Linked DNA regions of Homo sapiens: region 1 is linked to region 2. Evidence: chromatin loops called from intact Hi-C (ENCODE). Cell type or tissue: dorsolateral prefrontal cortex. All regions are shown on one strand. Each heading gives the region's core, and the rest is flanking DNA. Links, peaks and the distances in the headings are about the cores only. Region 1 overlaps HDAC4 (histone deacetylase 4). Region 2 overlaps HDAC4 (histone deacetylase 4).

Region 1 (11,505 bases), core at 1,586-9,585, 100 kb after region 2:
GTATTCAATGAGATTCTGAGCTCAGTCCATCCAGAAGATTCCATAAGCATCCAAGGCAGAAGTGAGATTCAGCCACCAACCACATTTCAAAAGCCACTGGTGGAGGATTCCAGAGCAGGTGTCATCCAGGGCTCAGGGCCTCCAGGCTCCCCCCAAGGCTGAGATTCTACCAAAAGCGTAGGTTCGGTTCCCCAGTGGCTGAGTTTTGTTTCCGGAGAGCATGTGTGTTAAACTGACTTGAAAGGTATCCAAAGAAACTGTGAAGGCAGAGGTCATCTGTATTTAAGAAAACTATGTATTTAGTTTACATAAAATCAGAAAATACAGAATCTGGCTTTGAAGAAAACAATGGTAAAGATGTTATATTGACAAGTAATTTTAACCAATGTCTCTGAATGAATATACCAACTCAGATACATCAGCCACCTGCTGTTCCTATCCAGGTGAAGGCCGGCTGCCCTGCCCTCCCCTTCTGTCATAAGAGGGTCTGGGGTTGCCTGTAAACACAGGGCTGCCCCACTGCTCACTGTCCCAGTGAAGTCCTTTGCTCTGCCAGTTTCCATCAGCTGCAGGGCCAGGTGCCGACAGAAGGCAAAAGTCAAAGCCCAGTATCTTTCTAAAGAAACAGGGCCCGATGAAAGGAAGCAACCTCAGCCCCAGGAGGCAATGGGCCCAGTCCAGGTCACCCCGGACACAGAGCCACCCCTGGGCAGTGATCTCCCAGCTCCTGCCCCTGTCCATTCCCCAGGTGAAGCCTAAATGCTCTGATCTGGACATGGGTGAGGAGCACCAAAGCCATGCTCTCTCGGGTGATGTGAGCAACTCAACGGAGACCTACGTTGTTCTTTTGTTCATGAAGATAGTACTGAAGTTTGAAATAACATCCCTCAGCAGAGCTCCAGAGCAGAATCTTCCCAGAGAACCACACATGTGGCCCGCGGCCCCCTGCAATCTCCTGGCTAAGGCATTAAAAACACCATCTCCTTAGAAAATGCAGTCCTTGAGGCCACACCCATGCAAATCAGTCCACCAAATCCACTCATAACAGCATCCAGGTAACTTCCAAAGAAATGGAAACACTGATAAACACAAGAAACACCCTCCCCACATGTGATTCTCATGCATCAGGTCCTGCAGACCACAGAGAGTTCAAGGAAACCGCAGCCAAGAACCAAGAAAGCCACATCCATGCTCAGGCCAGGGCCACCGGCCTTTGTGACTGCTTCCCTCAGCAGAAGTGCTAGCAGCTGAGTAGGGAGACATCAAGACATCATGACAGAAAGAGGCTGGGGGCCTGAACACAAAGCAAGAAGAGTGGGATGTGTCCCCACCCCAGATACCCTCCTAGTTTCTAACACATTCAGGCCAGGATGGTCCCTGCAGCAGTTGGGGCATGGGGTCCTGCTGGTGCTGCTGCTCCCTCACCCCAGGACACCCCAGCTCTTCCCTGAGCCTCAGCTACACCAAGCCAGTCACAGGGCAGTGAGCTCAGCTGTTCACAGTAGGCTGTGCAAGCATGGACACAGCCCCACCCGTCTTCCTGAACCATCGAGAAATTACGTCTTACCAAATCCTACTGAGGACTGGCGAAGAACAAAAGGGAACCAAATCACAGATAGATGTGAAGGCAGATAGACAATTCAACTGTTCTCAGAAGCTACAGAGGGGCCCCAGTGGGGGCAGCCCCACTGAGCTCCAGTCTGCCACCCAAATGCCTGTTGGTGCATCTCCTAAAGGCTGGGCTGCATGGGACAGAGGAGGACCATGGTGGGGTGTCAGCACTTCCAGGCTGGGTACTCCATCGGTGCTGCTGCTTAGAGATGCCTCTGTACCCTTCCAGCTGTCAGATGGCCTCTGCACCTTATCATTCTGTTACAACAGCCTGGACATGGAGACACACACCATCTCTCAAAAACAGCCTTTGGGGATGCTCACGTGTATGTTTGTGTTCAGAAAAGAACCACCTGCCTTGAATGAAGCATCTGCTTCAAAGCCACAGGGCTCCCCGTGCTGAGGGCCACACTGAGAGGACATCTGTGCCCTGCAGTCCTCGGCCCAAGTCCACCCCTCCAGGCCAGGCACCCTGGCCCCATCCTGATGCTGCAAGACCAAGGATGAGAAGCCCACCAGAGATAAAGGGCACTGAAGATCTGGCCCCCTCTTCAGCAGTCACACCCTAGTCCCTGTCACTCAGAAAACTGGGCTCACTGCAGCACCCACTAAACATCTCTAAGGGGATCCTAACCTCCCATCTCCACCATCATCAGAGCCACCATTACCATCAAGGACTCGGCTTTCAACACGTACAATGCATCGGGCACTACAAAAACTAAAACTCCTCATCTCTCTGGTTTACCAACGAAAACCTCTGCTTTCCATGTCTCCAGTTTCCCCTAGGGCCTCCTCAAATGTTCTAGAACTCTTTTTATCCACTAGTACATCAGAAAGAAAAAATTAACCTTGCCTTCCTCCCTCCCCGATCCTTTCACAAAAACAAGGCAGTGCTATGGAAGCACATGAGAGAGACGTGGGGCGAAGGCCGCCTTTGCTCCCGCACAGCCACATTGAGACTGCAGGTGTTCAGGCAAAGACAGGGCCAGGCAGCACCTCGGTGAGCCTGCAGCAGGAAGGTTTGTGTTGTGCAGTGTCAGACCGGGATGAGGAGACAGGGCTGGAAGAATCAGCCCCACCTGATTTGGATTCAGTCCATGTGAAAACAAAGAGTGTCAAGAATTCTGCATCACACTACCTAACAGGGAGGGAGGAACTTCCCCTCAATACGGCCTTACCCTAGATGTGAAGAGGTGAGAAAGGCTTTCAGGACAACACATGGAAACCCTGAGTGTGCTCAGAACAGACTCCACATCCTTGCCTGAAACTCCAACAGCATTTCACAAACCCTACTGAATCAACAAGTCACTGAGAAACACAGTGTTAATAAGCATCCAATTTCTACATATTTCCTAGGAAAACTCATAGGTATTTAAAAAGGAATACCTTTGGCTATGAATGCAAACTAATTGAAAGAAAACCATTAGCTCTTATAATGAAAGGTATTCTCTTGGCTTTAGCAGCTGCTGTGGTCTGAATGTTGGCGTCCCCCCCAAAATTCACGTGTTAAAATCTAATACCCAATGTGACAGTATTAAGAAGTGGGGCCTCTGGAGAGTGATTAAGTTATGGACTCTCAGGAACAGGATTAGTGCCCTTATTATAGAGGTTCAAGTGAGACCCCTCACCCCTTCCAACAGGTGAGGACACAGCAAGAAGGCACCATCTGTGAAGCAGAGAGCAGCCCTCACCAGACACCAAGTCCGCTGGCACCTTGATCTTGGACTTCCCAGCCCCCAGAACTGTGAGCAAGAAATTTCTATTATTTACATATCATCCACCCTAAGGTATTTTATGATAGCAGGCTGAACGAACAAAGGCATCACCTAAACAACCACATTATGGAAGCAATCTTCTAAGAAAATGGTCTAAGCATTTTAAAATTTAAAATTAAAAAAAAAAAACTGGCTCCAATCACAAAACTTCTTTTAGGGAAAGGCTCTGAAGACAGTGGCTTCATAATAACAAATTCTGACATCTCAAGTGAATACAAACTCAAAGAGCTAATTTGAACCTTTGAGAATGTAGTTGTATACAGAAAAGAAAAAACTCCCCCAGTTAATGACCATCACTAAATAATGAACACTAAGACACACAGACCAACTTGTCCTAATTCTTTATAAATGCTATTTCAAATGGAACAAAAATAAGTACATTTAGGTCATTTCTGTATTTTGAAAAAAACAAATACGTTACAATAAGTTTTACTACTCCTTTTGAAAGTACAGAGTCTTGGTGAAAGCTAGGAAATGACAGTCATCCTGAACACTGTGTTTCAAGGTAATATCCCAACAGCTCTACAGCTGCCCGTCAGCATGGAACCACACTGGGTCCTGAGTCCGTGTTGTAGCACTGAAGGAAAGGCAGCAAGGGGACACTGGGCAGAGATGGAGGAGAGTACAGTGAGGGCTGAGGGAGATGAGGGAGCCTGGGGTCCAGTGAGAACAAAGCCACCATAAGCCAGCCGGGCTCAGGATCCTCACAGACAACCAAGAGCCCGCAGGCCCAGCGTCGTCTTGGAGGGAAACAGCCGCCTACACTGTCAAGGGGGCTCCCAAAGGCCTGGCTATGGGCTTCGGTCTCCAAATCAGCTGTGCCTAGCTCCCTGAGAGGCAGAATTTATCTTTTCTATTTGTATTTGTTTTCCTAAAAAGGGGGAAGGAGAGAGAAGCAAACATGAAAATAACGCCCCAAGGCCTCCATCCCCACCAATGCGTATCACTCCTGAAGGGCCAGCACTCCCAGTGTCTTACTGATTAGGTGGCTGAAAGCAAACCAGTTTAAAAGCTCAGGGCCAGATATAATTCAAAAAAGTTTAGGTATATGCCTCAGTTGATTTTTGTCTTAATTTTAATTTCTTAAAATTAACTGTAATTTTCATTATAATTTTCCCCAAAGTGCCCATTTTTTGCCATGTTCTCATGAAATAAACAAAGAGAAGGATGCTAAGTGGCCACAACGTGAAAGTTTCAGCCCAAATCTCAGAGTTCGCTTGGTTATGCCAATCACCCAGTCACTCCTTCAGTCCCAACATTCTAAGGACCGGCAAAGAGAGCTCAGAGAAAGTTCACAAAAAGACAGAGGAAGGACAGATGAAGTTCCCTGATGGCAAAACCCATGCTCGTTGAAACCAACTGGGACACAAAAAAGCCTACGTTGCAGGACAGGGCCCCAGCCGGCGGGGCAGGACCTGCGGGAGGCCCACCAACCCTCCTCACAAGGCTGTTTCAGCCTCAGGTCCTTTCTAGGGGACAGCCTCCCTTGGCCTCCACATCCCTCAGGGGGCTTCCATGCCCAGCCCATCCCTCTCGTGGCATGAACCACACTGGACCAGAGTGCCTGCTGCCCTGCCTGCCCTGCCTGCCCTGGCCAGGGAGCTCACACAAGCAGACAGGCTCAATGCCTCTCAGGTCCCAGGTGCCCAGTGTTCTGCCGCAGAGAGGCGCACACTCCTTGAGGGAAGGTGACCGATTCTAGCGGTGCCAGATTGGCCTCTGATGCGCTGCCCAGCCTCAGCCTACCTAAGCACTCGATAGCAGTAACACTGGTTTCCTCATCTACAAAACAGAAATAACGTGTCCAGCTCACGTCACAGGCTATATGCAAGCACAAATGGAGTAGCAGCAAGCAAAACTCAGAACAAACCTGCTGTTCATTTCGTTCTCTTAAACGCGCAGTGGGGTTGACTGAGCAAGCAAGTCATCAAGGCTGATGTATTATTATGATGAGTTTTGAACACCTATGGTCAAGTAGAGCCAGACCTTTGATGGCAGTAGCTCCCGCCTCACACAGCCTGGCACCCGGAGGCAGCCACGCACCTGCACACCTGTCCACGTGCGACCTGCCCCCACTGCCGGGTGCCTCAATCACAGCCTTTCTGTTCCCCGCCAAGCTGTGCTCAATGGTTTCTAATGATTCTCACACCGCGTTTTCTATGTCAAATACATACCGGGAGTTCATTCTTAAATTTCAATATCATTAATCATCCAACATTCAGCATCTCAGAACTCAGAAATTTGCATTTCTACAATAGTGGCTTTGAAAAAGGGACACAAATGCAAATGTTCCACAAACTGTGTAAGAATTTTCAGAGAATTGCCAAAACAAACCATCAATGCTCCATTGACAGCGAATTTTCTGAGCTCTTCATAATGACTGAGTACTCGTGATTTTTAAAAGACAAAACACAATTTGAGGATCAAAAAAAAAAGTAGGTTGAAAAATAAGTCCTTATGTCTACATGATTTCCAGAACAAACCTTGACTGATTAAGATCCCAGATAATGATGGCATGGAGAATCCAGGCTAGTGACAATCTGAGAGCTGCAGACGCCCCGTGCCGGGTGGCTGGGAGGATGCACATTCAGACAGGCGGTGCTGTGCGTCAGAAAACGTACACAAGTATTTTTGAAACCTTGCCTTTAGAAAGCGGAAGCAAGCAGTACATGGGGATCAAAAGCATCTCCCACCCCAACATCAGCCGGAACTATCCAGGCATTTCTGTTGTCCTTCTCTAAAACCTCCAGTTGATGTAGGGCTGGTCTACTCTCCCACGTTCTCGGGGTTCAATCTCACTCCCTCCTATCCAGAACCCCCAGGGCTGCCCACCGCAGGGGCCATGAACAAGCTCTTCTCCAGCTGGCACCAAGCATGCTCTCAGGCCCTGCCACCTTGTCCAAGCTCCCCTGGACTCCTGCCAGCTGGCTGCACCTGCTGCCTACACACCCCCTCCTCCTGGGAGCCCTCTTGGGCCTCCTGCAAAGCCACTCTCAGCTCCCAGGCTTTCTCATTACCTCCCGCCACCTTGTTTCTGAGCAAGGGCCATGCTCAGAATCTGCAACCCACCTGTCACCAGAAGCTCAGAATCAAGGTCTTGGGTTAATTGCAGGTCTTCAAAATTCCTTTTCTGCCCCTTAAAACTTTGTAGTACTCCTGGCCGGATACAATGGCTCATACCTGTAATCCAGGACTTTGGGAGGCCGAGGGGGCAGGATTGCTTGAGTCCAGGAGTTGGAGACCAGCCTGGACAACATGGTGAGATTCGGTCTCCACAAAAAATTTTAAAAATTAGCTGGGCGTGGTGGCATGCAGAGGTGCATGCCAGAGGTGGTCCCAGCTACTCGGGAGCCTGAGGTGGGAGGATCGCTGAAGCCCAGGAAGCTGAGGCTGAGGTGCATACCACCACACTCCAGCCTGGGCGACAGCAAGACCCTGTCTAACACACACACACACACCCAACACACACACACGGACACCCTAACACACACATACACACACCCTAACACACACCCTGTGTAAAACAACACTCTCAACCCTGTCTAAAAAACACACACTCCCTAAAACACACACACCCATCTCACACACATGCACTCACCCTAACACACACACCCTAACACACATACACACCGTCTAAAACACACACACCCCCGTCTCACACACATGCACTCAAACACACATACACACCCTAACACACATACACATCGTCTAAAATACACACCCCCGTCTCACACACATGCACTCAAACACACACACCCTAACACACATACACACCGTCTAAAACACACACACACCCCCATCTCACACACGTGCACTCACTCTAACAAACACACACATCCTAACACACATACACACCGTCTGAAACACATATACCACCGTCTCACACACTTGCACTCACTCTCACACACACATCCTAACACACATACACACCGTCTGAAACACACACACCCCCATCTCACACATGCACTCACCCAACACACACACACCCTAACACACATACACACCGTCTGAAACACACACACCCCCATCTCACACATGCACTCACCCAACACACACTGTCTAAAACACACACACCCTGTCTAAAACACACATACATACCTTAACACACACATATCCTGTCTAAAACACACACCCATACTTTAATACACAGACACCCACACCCTAACACACATACCACACCCTAAAACACAAACACACCCTAACACACACGCATACAGACCATACACACCCGTCTAAAACACACATACACACATCTTAACACACATCCTGTCTAGAACACACACCCATACTTTTAACACATAGTCTAGGACACACACACCCTGTTTAAAACACACATACATACCTTAACACACATCCTGTCCAAAACACACACCCATACTTTAACACACAGTCTAAGACACACACACCCTAACACATACCACACCCTAAAACACACAAACACACCTTCACACACACACACACACACACAGACCATAACACACACACCTGTCTAAAACACACATACACACCTTAACACACACACACTCTGTCTAAAACACACACCCATATCTTAATACAGTCTAAAACACACACACTGTCTAAAACACACACCCTAACACACACATACCCTAACACACACGCTCTAAAACACACCCTGACACACACACCCTGTCTAAACACACACCCTAACACATACACCGTCTCACACACACACACCCTGTCTAAAACACACACACACCACCTAACACACACACCCTGTCTCACACACACCCTATCTAAAACACACACACCCTAACACACACACCCTGTCTCTCACACACACACCCTGTCTAAAACACACACACACCCTAACACATACACATTGTGTCTAAAACACACACACGCACCCTAACACACACACCCTGTCTAAAACACACACCCCATCACACGCACACACCCTAACACACATACACCCTGATTCACACACATACAACCTGTCTAAAACACACACCCTAACACACACTCTAACACACACATACACACAGACACTTTGTGGTATTCCTGAGACATTCAACCACTGCAGAGCATTATTTAAATGCCATAAAAATGCATCTTTATGGATCATTTCTATATTAAAATATAATAATCTTGGCGGCCACAATAGTTAAAATAAACAGATTCAAGATCAAATAAAGTTAGAGCAGAACATGAGGACTGGAAGCAATCCCAGAGGAGAGCCTTCTCCCTGGACTCACAGGGTTAACACTCAACAGTGGTCTGAAGCAACTGTATTACCATGAACTCACTCATCACCAAGTCATTGTGGACAGAGACTTTTTAGCTGCTTTTATGTGGATGGGGGTAGCTCAGACTGAACAGAATATTAAGAAATCATAGAATGGCCCAAATGAACACACTGATCTTAAGTTACACACGTTTCCCACAAAATCCTTTTTTTTTGTTTTGAGACAACAGTCTTGCTCTGTCGGCCAGGCTACAGTGCAGTGGCACCATCTCGGCTCACTGCAACCTCACCTCCCGGATTCAAGCGATTCTCCTGCCTCAGCCTCCCGAGTAGCTGGGACTACAGGCGCGTGCCACCACGCCTGGCTAATTTTTGTGTTTTTAGTAGAGACGGGGTTTGACCATGCTGACCAGGCTGATCGCGAACTCCTGACCTCAAATGATCTGCCCACCTCGGCCTCTCAAAGCACGAGGATTACAGGTTTGAGCCACCGCACCCGGCCACTTATTTTGTTTTGAACTAAACATTATCCGTACCTCGCACCAAGATTCCAGGAGCGAGAGGATGCTCAAGTTACCGACCACTGCCTGCTCAACCAGCTTCCTATCGAGAGCATCATCCCGGTGACCATAGACACGTCCCAGCAAATCCACGTCCCAGCAAATGCACTGCTTCCTATCGAGAGCATCATCCCGGTGACCACAGACACGTCCCAGCAAATCCACTGCTTCCTATCGAGAGCATCATCCCGGTGACCACAGACACGTCCCAGCAAATCCACTGCTTCCTATCGAGAGCATCATCCCGGTGACCACAGACACGTCCCAGCAAATCCACGTCCCAGCAAATGCACTGCTTCCTATCGAGAGCACCATCCCGCTGACCACAGACACGTCCCAGCAAATCCACGTCCCAGCAAATGCACTGCTTCCTATCGAGAGCACCATCCCGCTGACCACAGACACGTCCCAGCAAATCCACGTCCCAGCAAATCCACTGCGGGGCTCCTTGACACTGAGAACTTTTCTGGGCAAGACTTTCTCTAGGCACGAACATTCCGGAAGGGAAAGTAAATGACACTGGAGGGACGGGGTAGTGTTAAGTGGGTGGCCAAGTAACAACGTCTGCCTTTCCTGCTGGCCAGTCAAGTCACCAGTATCCTAAGCCCTTAACCACAAGGAAAGACAAGGACAGTTACTTGGAGAACTGTCCTTGGAGGAAAACAAGGGAATGGGAGAAAAAAAAGGAGGCGTAGCTTGTCCTGCCAGCAGGCCCCCGTGGGCTTTCCGTCCACACTCCCGGTTTCATGCCAGGGACTCTGGCTTCAAGGCAGAGGCTCTGTGTCCTGACAAACGCATCCTGCCCTGCCACAGCGCATCCCCTCAGGGAGGGTGTGGAGGGCTGGCCGGGCAAGGGGCGTAAGGCTCCAGGGCCTCCTTTCAAAGGAGAGCCCTTCCAGGCTAAGTCAATCCAGGTTCTTCCCTCAGGCCGCTCACATCATTAGAAATCGTTCTTTAGAGCAATAAAATCCCAACAGTTAAGCAGCTTTGACGTCAGAGAACCAGGGCCTGGCTCTGGCAAAGTTCAGCGGGAACAGCAATAAAACCGTAACACAAAACTCACCCAGCAGCAGAGGACTTTCACAGAACACAGGAGAGGAAAGCCACACACACTGCACTAGAAGGGCACTTCATCAGCAGGGCAAAGCCAAGTCACATGACAAATGTGAGAGGGGGCCCATGGGCGGCTGGACTCCCCCAGCCCGGCCTGCCCAGGGAGTGAGGGCGGCACGGGCACCCACACCAGGCCACACAGGAGCAGGGCCCCCATGCCAGATGGGCAGGCAAGGGTGAGCCAGGCAGGCAAGAGTGAGCCGGGTGGGCAGGGCGAAGGACAGGGCCAGCTAGCAGAGGACGGCACGAGAGACACACGGAGGGAGGGGAGGTGCAGCCAGGTAGGCCCCGAACACCACGTTGCCAGGACTCGGCTCCTCGGCTCAAGGAAAAGGGACAGCGGTTCCGTGGCTGTGCTCTGACACACCTAGAAATTTCCCGCTCAAGAGAGCAAACTGAATCCTTTAGTATTAATGATTTCTCTTCCTCCCAAAACCCACTAAAATGATGAAAAGCAGGATTGGAAAGCACTTCCAGCAATGCCTGGGAGCGGACGGACAGGTGCATCAGCTGACAAGAAACACAGAGGAACTTCCCGAAACTAGAGATCTCTGGGGATGGAGCTGCTTGGGAAGGCACACAAGCGAGTGGGCCTCGCCCAGGAGGGAGGGCACGGTTCTGGGCAAGCCCCATCCCCCGCCTGAGACGTGGGCAGAGGCCGCTGGGCCACCAGCCAGTGTGTGCAGGTGGTGGTATGCACGTGTTGGGCACAAGGGGTCCTGCCTCCCAAGGGACCTCCGGGCGGAAGGGCAGACACGGCAGGGAAAGATGACAGCGGACAGGGCAGAGGAGGCAGCCAGCAGACTTCAGGCCCCAGGCAAACCACCTCAGCTGTACCCCCTGCACAGATGGAGAGCAGAGAATGGGCTGGGCCAAGGGGCAGCCCTGCCCTCACCAGTGCGGCCTGTCTTCAGCCTCCAACCCACTGAGAGAGAGAATGGAGAGGTCGTGGGTGGCAATAAGGCGCACACAACCCAACTCACATGGGCAGGACAGGCCCGGGCAGGCCGGTGATCAAACTGAACCGCAGCGGCTGAAATTCCCACAGAAAAGGCCAAACAAACCCAGCACCCCGCGGTTTCCAGAGCTGAGCCTCAAAGAACCCGGCCTGAAAAGGTTAGAGACAAGCGGATGGAGAAATATTTGTTAGCCAAAAGAAACCAAGGGTAGAAATACCTCATGAAACACTATAAGCTCTCGGTCAAAGAAACATTAAACAAAGAGAAATATATTATATTTTGAT
Region 2 (11,505 bases), core at 1,396-9,395:
CAGGAGGTTCAGGTTTTATTCTCGGAGAGGCTGCATGGCTGGGAAGAATGGTACCCTCACAAGGAGTTTAAACCCTGGAGGATTCTATGTGGAAACGGGTTTTACAGACAAAGAAAAGGGGGAAAAAGTCTGTTTCCATGGCCTATAGACTTGGAGTACCTTAAAATGTTACCTATGGGGCTGGGCGCGGTGGCTCACGCCTGTAATTCCAGCACTTTGGGAGGCCGAGGCAGGCAGATTACTTGAGCTCAGGAGTTCAAGACCAGCCTGGCCAACATGGTAAAACCCCGTCTCTACTAAAAATGCAAAATTAGCCAGGTGTGGTGGCACACACCTGTAATCCCAGCTACTTGGGGAGACTGAGGCAGGAGAATCGCTTGAACCCGGGAGGTGGAGGTTGCAGTGAGCCAAGATTACGCCACTCCACTCCAGCCTGGGCGACAGAGTGAGATTCCGTCTCCAAATAGACAAATGCATAAATAACTAAAAATTACCTATGGAATGAAATATTTCTGATCACCACCGATACTTTTTTTTGTTAAAGAGCTGAAAGGTACTTGGAAGACAGATGATGCCACTGACTCATTTAACCAACAAAAGCTGGTGGCAATGGAAAAGGCGCGGTCTGTCCACGGTCACGTGGCCAGTGGGACCCAGCCCCGCCCACTGCAAGCTCAGAGGTCTTTCCTACAGGCCCTCACGGGGATCAGGGCCAGGGGTTACACCTAAGCCAGGCAGTTGGTGCCTTTGGGAAGAACACATCCTTTAGCACCAGAGAGAAAAAAAACAACAAAAAATCAGCATTTCTCTACCATTTACATGGCACGGAGCCATTTCATTTCCAAAAAGGATGGCCTCTTTTACCACCAGGAAGAGCACCCAAATTCAGTGAACCTGATACCCCACACCTCCCCCCTCGCCCTCTCTGCACTCCTCCAATAAGGCAGAGCGTCTGAACACCTCTTTGGCTCAGCGCAGGGCCGGCCGGACAGGGCAGGGGTGGGCGGACTTACCCGTGCTGGGCATGTGGTTCACGCGGGCAGGATTCAGCAGCTCCACTGGCTGGTCTCGGCCAGAAAGTCCATCTGGAGAACAGAGAAGGCACTGGCTTCAGAAACTGCGCGCATTTCAGCCAACATACTTTATGCTGGGAGTCTGCAGGGAGTAACTCCCCAAACAATGAAATGCATGTGTCCTTCCTACTTTTACAGGGGGACACTTTCAGCTTCATCATAGATTATTTGTATTTGCCAATGTAGAATAATCAAAATAGCCTCCTACTGAGATATGGCAAACGCCCGTTTCTGGCCTAAGAGCCACTGGCTTAGCAATTTGGGTTTACTTCTGTTCAGCAACCACATTATACCCACTCGTGCTGATCAGAAGTCGGCTCTTCTGCAGACCACAAGCATTAAGATAACAAAAAGAGAAGAGCAGCTCTTCCTCTTCTCAGATAGTGACAAACGGTCTGGACGCTCACAGAAACACAGCACAGGGAGCCCTCGGAACCCGCCAGGTGTGCAGACAGGGAAGGAGGCAAGCTGAGGCCACTCTAGCTGCAAATAGGCATGGAGGAGAACGCTTCACCAGGTGTTCTCAAGGTATAGAGTCCTTTCTTTTAAATCCATTTTTAGACTGTATTATGGAGCGGTTTCCATCTATTCAGACTCACTGCAAAGATGAGACTGGAACCCACCCACCACCTAAACCTGGCACAGGCTGGATTTAGACCGCCTGGGATTTTTCTATATTCTCCCAAGCAGAAAGGAAAGAAAACTCTGGCAAGATTTCCAGGAATCACACTTTTCTTTTAAAATTAGCTTCTGACAAGTGGTGTAAAATGCCCTGCAATAATATGCATATCATTACAGACTTGCACGCGGAGGTCATTTTCCTTACTAAGCGAAGGAGAGCACCAGTTTCGCAGGGCAGCCATGGAACTCTGTAGATACAAGTTTTAAAACAGGACAAAAACGACTAACATCAGGTCAAATGACTGCAAAAAAAAAAAAACCCATTTTTTTATCCAAAATAGATAATTCCTAGCATTGCCAACCCGTGCATGTCCTTGGAGATGTTCAATATTCAAGAACGGAAACAAGGGTCCCAGGAGATTGGAGGGCATGCTCTTGAAGTTAGAACTGGGAAAGTGTGAGGCCAACATGGACCTGCAGGAGCTCAGCAGGTGAGGCTGCTCTTGGGCAATGCAGAGATCAAACGTGGGTGCCAGAAATAAAAATCAAAATGAAGACAACAACAAAAAACCACGGGGACCTCTCCAACCAACCAGCAGCTCCTCCCAAGTCTCGGCAACTCTTAAGGTTTGAAAACAGAAGTAAAGACAGTAAGACACTGGGCATATTCGGAGGCAAAACAGTTCTGCTTCCCTGGGTCAGGAGAAAGACCGGCAGGTCATAGTTACACCTTAGAAGCAACCACCAGACCTGAGCAATCGCCCCAAGTCTTCACACATTCCAGGGCTTTCTCAAAGAACATGGCCACCTTAGGAGATGGCCTGGATGCTGAATTGTAAACATGATGCCATGTCTCAAGAGAACCTTCACTGCAACTCAGAAAGAGACCCCAGATAGTGGTGGAAAGTACTTTTCAAGCCTTTTTTTCCCCTAAAAATAAATATATTTGTATTCATTTTTATAATAAATAAAAATAAATAAATGCTCATTGTAGACAAAAAATAAAAAATTCGAAAAGGTGCCTGTATGTATGTATGTTTATATGTGTGTGTGTATTTAACCCAAATCCCACTATAAATACTTTCAGAAACAGCAGAAGGCCCTTTTGAAGATCTCAATGTAGCTGCAGTTTTCCAATGGGAAGGGGTCAAGAGGAGGGGGCTTGGGGGGACCACCCTGGTCAGGGTTCTGCAACAGTTCCTACGAGCCAATGCCTGTCCCCCAGAACTGCCTCCCCTGTAGTCAGCTCAACGCCCAACCTTAGCTTCCACCTCAGCAAAAGCCCTAGAACCAGAAAGTTTGGAAACCAAGAAGCCCCCAGTGGTGAGCAGCAGCGGTGGGGCCAGAGTCCCAGCTCACATGAAGCCCTTTCTTGAGTTTGGAAGTGAACTGCTTATGCCTGAGCCCAAAAGGCGGATCCCTCCAGCACCGAGTTCATACATGAGGCCTAATTACAAGTTACTTTTACTACACTGAAGCAGGAAGACACATCAGATCTCAGTGCAACCGATTTGACTTGTAAGTCACGATACGTGGTGTTCCTGTATCCACAAGCATCACTCGTGTGTTTCAGATCAAGGTGCAGCTTAGTGGGTCTTGGCTCACCTACATTTCTGGGCACTGGGCTGGTCCGCGTCCCACCTACCCTTCAAGAAGACATTTATTGCATGCTTGCACTAGCTGGCACACCAAGGAGAATGCCGTTCGATAACAGCATGTGGATTCCCTGCGTAAACCAGACCTTGACCTTAACATGTCCAATCCTGTATACTGGCGGGTGGGGTGGTTTCTGACACCAGCCAACTGGCACCAACTGGGCGTCCAATGATCCAGTTCCACTCTGACAATAACTGCCCAGAGCTAGCACACACGCCACAGGGGCTCAGGTCCACAAGGCTGCCCCCATTTCAGACACAAGTCCTGGGCCTCCTGGACTTCTAAAGATCGGCTATAAATCAGGAGTTCCCACAAGCCCCTCTCAGGTTCTGTAATTTGCTAGAAGGGCTCACAAAACTCAGAAAAACACTTTACCATGTTGATGGGTTTATTGTAAAAGATGCAAATAAACAGTAACATGAAGGCAGGGTCTGGAGGGGTCCTGAGTGCAGGAGCCTCTGTGTCAGTACCACTGGGGTCAGCAGGTGCGGCTGAACATGCTGCTCCTCTCGTCTCTGCGTCCTGGTGACTGGCCCCATCCCGAGGCTATCCAGGGGTCCTGCCCTAAGTCACTTCATTAGCATAAACTCAGAAGCACATAAGAAGCTCCTCCTTAGGAATAACGAAAGGCTCGCTGGACACTCAGGAAGCTCCTGGGATCCTAAGAGCTCCCTGCCAGGAACGAGGACAAAGACCAGATAAGGCTTATTCTTCCACCACACAGAGATGCTGCTTGTTCTCGTTGTGTGCCACTGGGCCTGGCTAGTCTCATAACAACCTGTACATTCAAACCCCCAACACTGCCATGTTCACATCTTTGTAGAATGACATGGAAATGCTCGAAGGGAAAGCTGTTCTGAGGCGGCACTGGGTTAATAGGAAGTGCCTGCCTCTCGCGGAACAGGGCAGCCATGTGGAACTATCAGAAAACAGCAGGAGTGTCTCAAGCACAGGCGGCCTTGGAGGCGGCGGCACAGACATGGGTCTCAGTGCCGGACGCTAACCCCACATGTGGAGGCCCCGTGAGCCCCAGCCAGCTGGAAGCACGGCCACAGTCTCTTTAAGACAAGATCCCGGCCTGAGCCGTCCTTGGTCGTCCACCTGGACAGCATGACAGATGCCGCATCCCTCATTATGAAAGGCTGGGGCTCAGGGCAGCAGCCATGATCGAGAAGCCAAACACTAAAGGCGTTTTGCCAGAGGTGGCTGGTGGAACACAATCCTGGGGGTAAAGCAGTGGCGGTGAGTGCACTTTGCAGGCGCAGGGGCCACCAGGCCTGGGAAAGACAGCTTTGGAACGGACCTAAACAAAGCGTGGCCAGTGGGGCAAAGAACGTCTGTCACCAGGGTGAAATAGACAAGCTGCGGTACACAGCCAGCTGGAACGCATGACGGCATCCGTGAATGTGCACAGAATAGATTCTTAACGCTGTGTTTTTTCAGATATCATATTCCAGAGTGAGTTAAAATGAAATTAGTGATGAGAGGTGGAATTTCCATATTTATCTGCCTCTGGGCTGAAATTTCTCAGGCTGAGGAGAAAGCGGTGCTAAGAACCCAGCGTTTACAAGCAGGAAAATAATGAAGATGGGAAGCAAAGTACCACTTCCTCATCACACGCCTGCTGCAAGCAGGTTCCCCCTTATCTGTCTCCGCTTGAGAATCTATTTTTGGAAACCCTGCTGGACAGGGACGATCGTACTGAGTGTCCTCAAACAGCATTTAATCAGCGCTGGGGCTGCAGACCAGATGCACACTGAGAGGGAGGCCGAGGAGCACGGGTACCTCGTGTCCTCACCAGCACATGATGTGCCCCAGTGTGCTCAATGCACCCACAGTCAACTGCAGTGACCACATCACTCTTGCCAGGAGTCCCTTTCGCGCCGACAGGACCCAGCCTGAACTGAGCATTGTTTGAGACTCGGAGTCCGCCCATGGGAGGAACAGGACTAAGACAGACAGTGCTTTTGCTTTTCAGAATCCACCTTGCATCAGACGGGTAGGTATGTCTAACCAGAAACCCGGCCTTCTGGAGCCAAAGGAACCTCACTTTCACCCGGAGGGCCCAGGCCCCCCACTTCACACTTGGGGAAATGGCCTCAAGGGCTGTGCAGTTTCCTAGGATCACGGAGTGAGCACCAGCCGGAATCCAGTTCTGTCTCAATTAAACCAGCGGCTTGTCTGAAGCTGGACCTTGAGCAAACAGGTACCCACCAAGACCAGTGCCCTCCACCAAGGGTTTCACATCACAATACCGACACACAAGAAAGGAGGTTTCTTGAGCCAATAAAGAAAGTACATGAAAGCCCCACGCACAGGCTCCTGAACTGGGAGGGGAAGGGAGTGGGGAGAAAGTGTGGTTTCCACCCTTGGGACCTGCCTGGGAACACCTAGTCCTGCCCAGGTTGGGGTGAAAGGGTGTCTCTTGAAGGTTTCATTTGTCTTTCCCAGATGACCAATGACACTGACCATCTTCTTACATGTTTATTGGCTTTTTCACTGGCTGTTTTGGATTCATGTCTTTTTGACCTGTTTTTTGCCCCCAGTTGGGTTGTCTTTTTCTTATTGATTCAGAGGAATTCTTTACAAATTCTGAACATTAATCCTCTGTCAATTAAATGCTGCAGATATCCTCTCAAAGGTCCTATTTCTCAATCTTTCAAAGCTTCTGCTTTTATGTCAGGTTCAAGAAACTCTTCTCTTCCTGGAGGCTGCAGAGATATTTTAACATATTTTTACCCTGAAACTTTGCAGTGTTCCCTTTTATATGTAAGTCTCTCATCTACTGGCACTGATGTTTGTATACGCTATGAGACAGGGGTTTGGGGTATGTTTTCCTATGATAACAGCCAAATGTCCCCTCAGTGTTATTAAGAGGTCTTATCTTTCACCATGGATGGGCAACATTAGTTCCCTTATAAGCCAAATCTCAATCCTGTTGGCCAACTTGTTTTTGGTTTTGCCAATAATCACACTGTCTTAACCACCATAACTGTACAATAACTCTTAATATTGGCAAGGCAAAAAACCCTACTTTTTTCTTCCAGATCATCTTGGGCAAAATTGGCCTTTTACTCCGCCACATAAATTTTAAAATTAACTTGACAAGTTCCACCAAAAGAAAAGAAAAGAGAAAAAGAAAGAAAGAGAAGGAAGGAAGGAAGGAAGGAAGGAGAAAAAAAGAAAGAAAGAAAGAAGGAGAAAGAGAAAGAAAGAAAGAAAGAGAAAGAAAGAAAAGAGAAAGAAAGAGAGAGAGAGAAAGAGGGAGAGAAAGAGAGAGGACGAGAGAGGAAGGAGGGGAAGGGAGGGAGGGAGGGAGGGAGGGAGGGAAACGAACAGTGCCTGGGATTGCACTGCATCTGTCATTTTGAGAGAAGATAATCTTTACAGTACTGCATCTTTCAATCCATGAACATGGGCTATTACCTCCTTTCATTTCTCTCAGAAATGTTTCAGAATTTTCAGTGTTGCGGTCTTGAACATCTTTAGATTTATTACTAGGTATTTGATATTTGATTTCCATTATCAATTTCTGTTTGCTTGCATATGGAAACACAATTAATTTTTACTTATTGGTTCTGTATCGTAGAATATTAATTTCAATCATTTTTCTGTAGTTATCGTGTATTTTCTACATATAGAATCAGGTCACGTACAAATAATGACAGTTGTTTCCACCTTCCAGACCTCACACCTTTTCTTCTTCTTTATTCTGCTGGCTCAGTCCTACAGTACAGTAACTAAAGAGAAATGGTGATAAAAGACACTTTGGTCTTGTTTCTGATCTTACGAAGGATATTTCAATGTTTTACTGGAAAGTGTATTGCTTGCTGCAGGTGTCCAACAGGTAACTATCAGATTAAGGAAGTTCCCATCTACTCCTAGTTTGCCAAGACATATTTTTAAATCACATGTTTGCTTAACTGTATTAAACTTTTCTGCATCAATTCAGCTTATTAAATAATTTCCCCTTCCATCTGATAACGTAGTAAACTTTTTTTTCTCATGTCAAACTAACTTTGCATTCCTGTGACAAACCAGCGTGGTCAGGCCCAGGGGGTTTTTGGGAACAGGAAGGCAGCAAGAGCTCCACACAAGCTACACCTAAACTCTTTTCCACGCTTGATTCTGAAGACTTGGAGACCTCAGTCCCACATTTCACCTTAGCACCTCACTTCAATATTTCGTTATGAGCATAAAATGAGAATTGGATAAATTAACATTCCTTTTTTTTTTTTTTTGAGACATTGTCTCGCTCTGTTGCCCAGGCTGGACTGCAGTGGCTGGATCTCAGCTCACTGCAAGCTCCGCCTCCCAGGTTCACGCCATTCTCCTGCCTCAGCCTCCCGAATAGGTGAGACTACAGGCACCCGCCACCAAGCCCAGCTAGTATTTTGTATTTTTAGTAGAGACGGGGTTTCACCATGTTAGCCAGGATGGTCTCGATCTCCTGACCTTGTGATCCGCCTGCCTCGGCCTCCCAAAGTGCTGGGATTACAGGCGTGAGCCACCGCTCCCGGCTGGATAAATTAACATTCTAAAGTGTGTTTGGTGGGGGGTTGCTGACATAGACAAAAACAATGAAACCGCTGTGACTCAAGAGTAGTATAGGTCACACCTCACTGTGCACACCCCACTGTGCTAACAGAGCTGCTTTTCAGACACGGGAACGGAAGCTTAGGGCTACTGGGAAACAGTAACGACACAGTCTTCATTGCAGCCAATCTCCCCATCCTTTCATATTTTTCAAACAAAGGTGTTGTTTTAGAACAGCTGTGAGTTTATAGAAAAATTAAAGCTAGTAGAGACTTATCCTATACTCTGCACCCTCCATGCCCTACAACTAACATCTTCCATTCCTGTACTCTGCACCCTCCATGCCCTACAACTAACACCTTCCATCAGGATGCTGTGCTTAGGTGTCATGACAGAAAAAGCCCGGACTTGATTCAGATTTCCTCCGTTTTTCCCTGGTGCCCATTTTCTGTCCTAGCGCCCATCCAGGGTCCTGCCTCTCTTGGCTGCAACAGTATCTCAGACCTTCCTTGTTTTTGACCACCTTGACAGCTTTAAGCAATCCTGCTTGGGTATTTTATAGAATGTGCTTCAACTGGGGTTTGTCCCAGGGCCTCACTGGGACTCCAGGGACTGAGCTGCGTGAACACCTAAGCAAGGGCTGACGTCAGACCAGAGAAGCCCCGATACCTTCAAACCGAACTTCATGGGCAACGGCAGAGTTCCCATGGTTTAAAGAAAGAGCTTAGCCTTAAAGCAAAGACAAAAGAAACCACTTGGTTCTCGTGTCTGGGGCAAAAGGACTTGTCTTTTGCCTGAATAAGGAGGGACGGAAAACTCCTTCTGCTGGGAGGATTGGCCATGAGGAAAACAGCCTCTTGGCCTGCACCAAACTGGCAGGTGTCTGTGAGAAAGCGCTGCGCGAGGGCCCATGTGGCCCACCAAGACCTGCACCTCCTGGAGGGCGTGGTGCGGTGCACACTCACATGCAAACCTTCCCTCCACACGGCGTGTGAGTCAATGTGGAATGAAGTGGGTATCTATTTGGGTTTGGGGCCATCATGCCATCCCCTCAGGCCTCTAACCTGTGTGACCAGAGGTAGTAGAATTTTACTGGCACTCTGATGCCCTTGTTCAATTAAATTATAAAAGGAAGTTCAGTGGGCTGAAATGTCATGGCTTGGAAACAAAATGATCTACAAGGTCAGCCAAATACTCAAATTCCCCCTAGGTCCTTCCCCTGACCTGAACCCCCAGAGGGGTCTCCATCTGCCACCTCAAGCAGGACCTGCACCTGCGCTGGCCTCCTCCCAGCTCAGCCTCCTGCTTTGCTGAGTGACCCCAGCAGCCCATCCTCCCTCCACTGTGCGGCCCACACCCTGGCACTACCCCTGGGCCTGGCAGATACTAGGCATAGGCTTGATGCTCCATAAACTTGTGCCCACCCAACCGGCCCTCCCTGGGAGCTCTGCTTATAGCCTCGAGCATCCCAGGCCACTAGATTCTGCTTTTCCCCACTGCGCAGGTTACTGAAAATTACCAAAGTTCCATAACAGTGCTTGCATCTGCCCATTAATAGAAATTAAACTTTAATGAGTAAGTGCTGTGAATTCCTCAGGCATGTCCAACATAGTTTATGTGCATTTATTAGAGAAAATGAAAATGGAAAAAGATTCTTTCCCTAAGCAATATTTTTCCTTCAGGGTAATCAGGCAGTCTTAAAATGTCAAGGATAACCTAAGAAGTATTCCTGTTGTCTCTCCACTAAGAATCAAAACTAGCTGTAGCTGCCGGCTTACAGGAAGTACGGGTTTGGCAGAACCTGCTAAAGGACACTGGATTGGCTATGATCAGTCAAGCCCTGAAACAGAAAATCCCAGGACAAAGGACTCAGTGAGGCGGAGAGTGGGCAGGGGAAATTTCAGATATGCCCACCAGTCCCGATGTTTTGGTCTGGATTTGAACAACTGGCTGTAAAAAGACAGTTTTTAAGACAACCAGTAAAAATTAAACATCGTTTGGGTATAAGATGATATGTAGGAATCATGATTCCTTCTGCTGAGTGTGATAATGGGGTTGGATCTGTTAGAAACACACATTCAAGTATTTAAGGGATGGTGCTGTGGCCTCTGAGATCGGTTTTAAATTCTCCAGAAAATAAAGGTGTGGAGAGATGAAGTGGTCACGATGGAGAGCCTCAGGGATTTCCTGGCGGGAGGTGGCTGTGGGCACTCGCTCTATGCACTGGTCTCTTTCCTTTCATATATCTTTGAAACTTTTCATAACAATTTTTCAAGAGATGCCAGGAATAAAGACGAGCCTGCCCCCACCTTCTATTCAATATGTCTTTCCTGAGCATCTGCTGGGTGATCTACCTAACTTGTTCCTTCACGAATATCCCAACAGTCTTCAGTTCATCCCCAGCCCCTATGTGTTCAAGCAGACACACACGTCTGGTTCACAGCTCAGCGAGCAGGCCCTGAGCGTCTGGGAACGTGAGAGTGAGCAACGCAGAGGCCTGGCCCCGGCCCAGCAGAACCGGCAACCCACACTGGCTGCCTGCGTCCAGTCCCGCCATGGGGTCTGCCTGGTGCCAGCACCTGCCCAGACACAGGGCAGAGGAGACTGCAGGGGGGTGTCCAGCTGCTCTCACGTGCCAGGCCAGGCTTGCTAACACCTGTGGCTTAGTCGGGTGATAGGGACAAAACGTGCAAACTGAGCCCGCTGGACACGCAGACTCAGCAGGCAGGCAGAGCCCGGTGGGGAGGCAAACGCGGGCAGGAGTGAGCCACGGGGGAAAGGGAACAGCAGGTTACTCGGGGATTTTCCCAGGGAAAATGTGGCAGTGGAAACACAGCACCTCGCCCCTTCCCCTCCCCCGTCGGAGAAACCATCCATGCACCCAGGAGGCGTGGCAGCCGGAGAAGCACCGGGGTTGCTGCAGGCCACAGGACGCGAGGAGCAGTGTCAGGAATCAGTGTGGAAAAGGGGCTGCCCGGGGGCTGAATGGGGCTGTCCTGTTGCCACAGGTCCTGGCACCGAGCATAGAGCCAGGTGTGTGGGCGGGGGCCGGCCAGGCGCTGGCTGAGCAGGTGATGGCCACGGCGCCGGCAGGAGTGAAAGCAAGCCGCTCTTCCTGCTCCGCAGGGCCCTGCTCTGTGCTCTAAGGGCCGGAGAACAGCGTTTCCTGGAGGGAGTGTCTCAGGGCCTCTCCTAGACGGTTCTGCAGGGCCTGGCATGGCCAGGCTGCTTCCTCCCTAAGTAAGACAACACGGAGAGACAGCTCTCAGCTACCCCTACCTACCAAGTGGCACAGGCCAGCTGAAGCGTTCATAAGTGATTTAGCAAATCAGGAGAAAATGTCCTCGCCTGCCTTTGAAAACAGCACCATCTCTGCTCCTGAGAGGATGTCCACTGCCCAGTGGCGAGGGCACATGTGGGTGCGTCACTGCACAGCTGTGCTGTACAGCGCTGGGAGCGTGCGAGGAGGATCACCTGGCATGCACCGTGTGCAGTTTCACCAGAGCCAGTGGGAGGAGTCACACACAACAGACGTCAAATAGGAACGCTGCAAAACACACAAATAGCATCTCCACAGCTAATGTAAAATAGTTTTCTGGATAGGTTCCCTTCAGTTAAT

Evidence for each region. Peaks named below come from ENCODE experiments on the same cell type or tissue, not always from the same donor. Only the 100,000 strongest peaks of a DNase experiment are listed, where the experiment ranks them.
Region 1: it touches region 2 in a loop (1.8-fold over the local background); 1 of 110 quality-filtered maps calls a loop at or near these places.

What each region holds. Positions count from the first base shown.
Region 1 is chr2:239,338,724-239,350,228 of GRCh38, forward strand. All of the region lies in intron 2 of HDAC4 (histone deacetylase 4), which reads right to left. Among named protein-coding and RNA genes, the nearest start is that of MIR2467, 7.3 kb to the right of the region's middle. In dorsolateral prefrontal cortex, for the core only: a CTCF peak has its summit at 5,964; a DNase peak (open chromatin) is centred at 5,968; H3K4me3 peaks cover 912 bases; H3K27ac peaks cover 2,150 bases.
Region 2 is chr2:239,235,580-239,247,084 of GRCh38, forward strand. It overlaps HDAC4 (histone deacetylase 4), which reads right to left. Exons shown (of 27, transcript NM_001378414.1): 3 at 1,014-1,085. Among named protein-coding and RNA genes, the nearest start is that of HDAC4-AS2, 48 kb to the left of the region's middle. RefSeq lists an enhancer at 8,292-8,989. In dorsolateral prefrontal cortex, for the core only: no CTCF peak of the experiment used is centred there; DNase peaks (open chromatin) are centred at 4,432, 4,442 and 5,162; H3K4me3 peaks cover 2,403 bases; H3K27ac peaks cover 5,045 bases.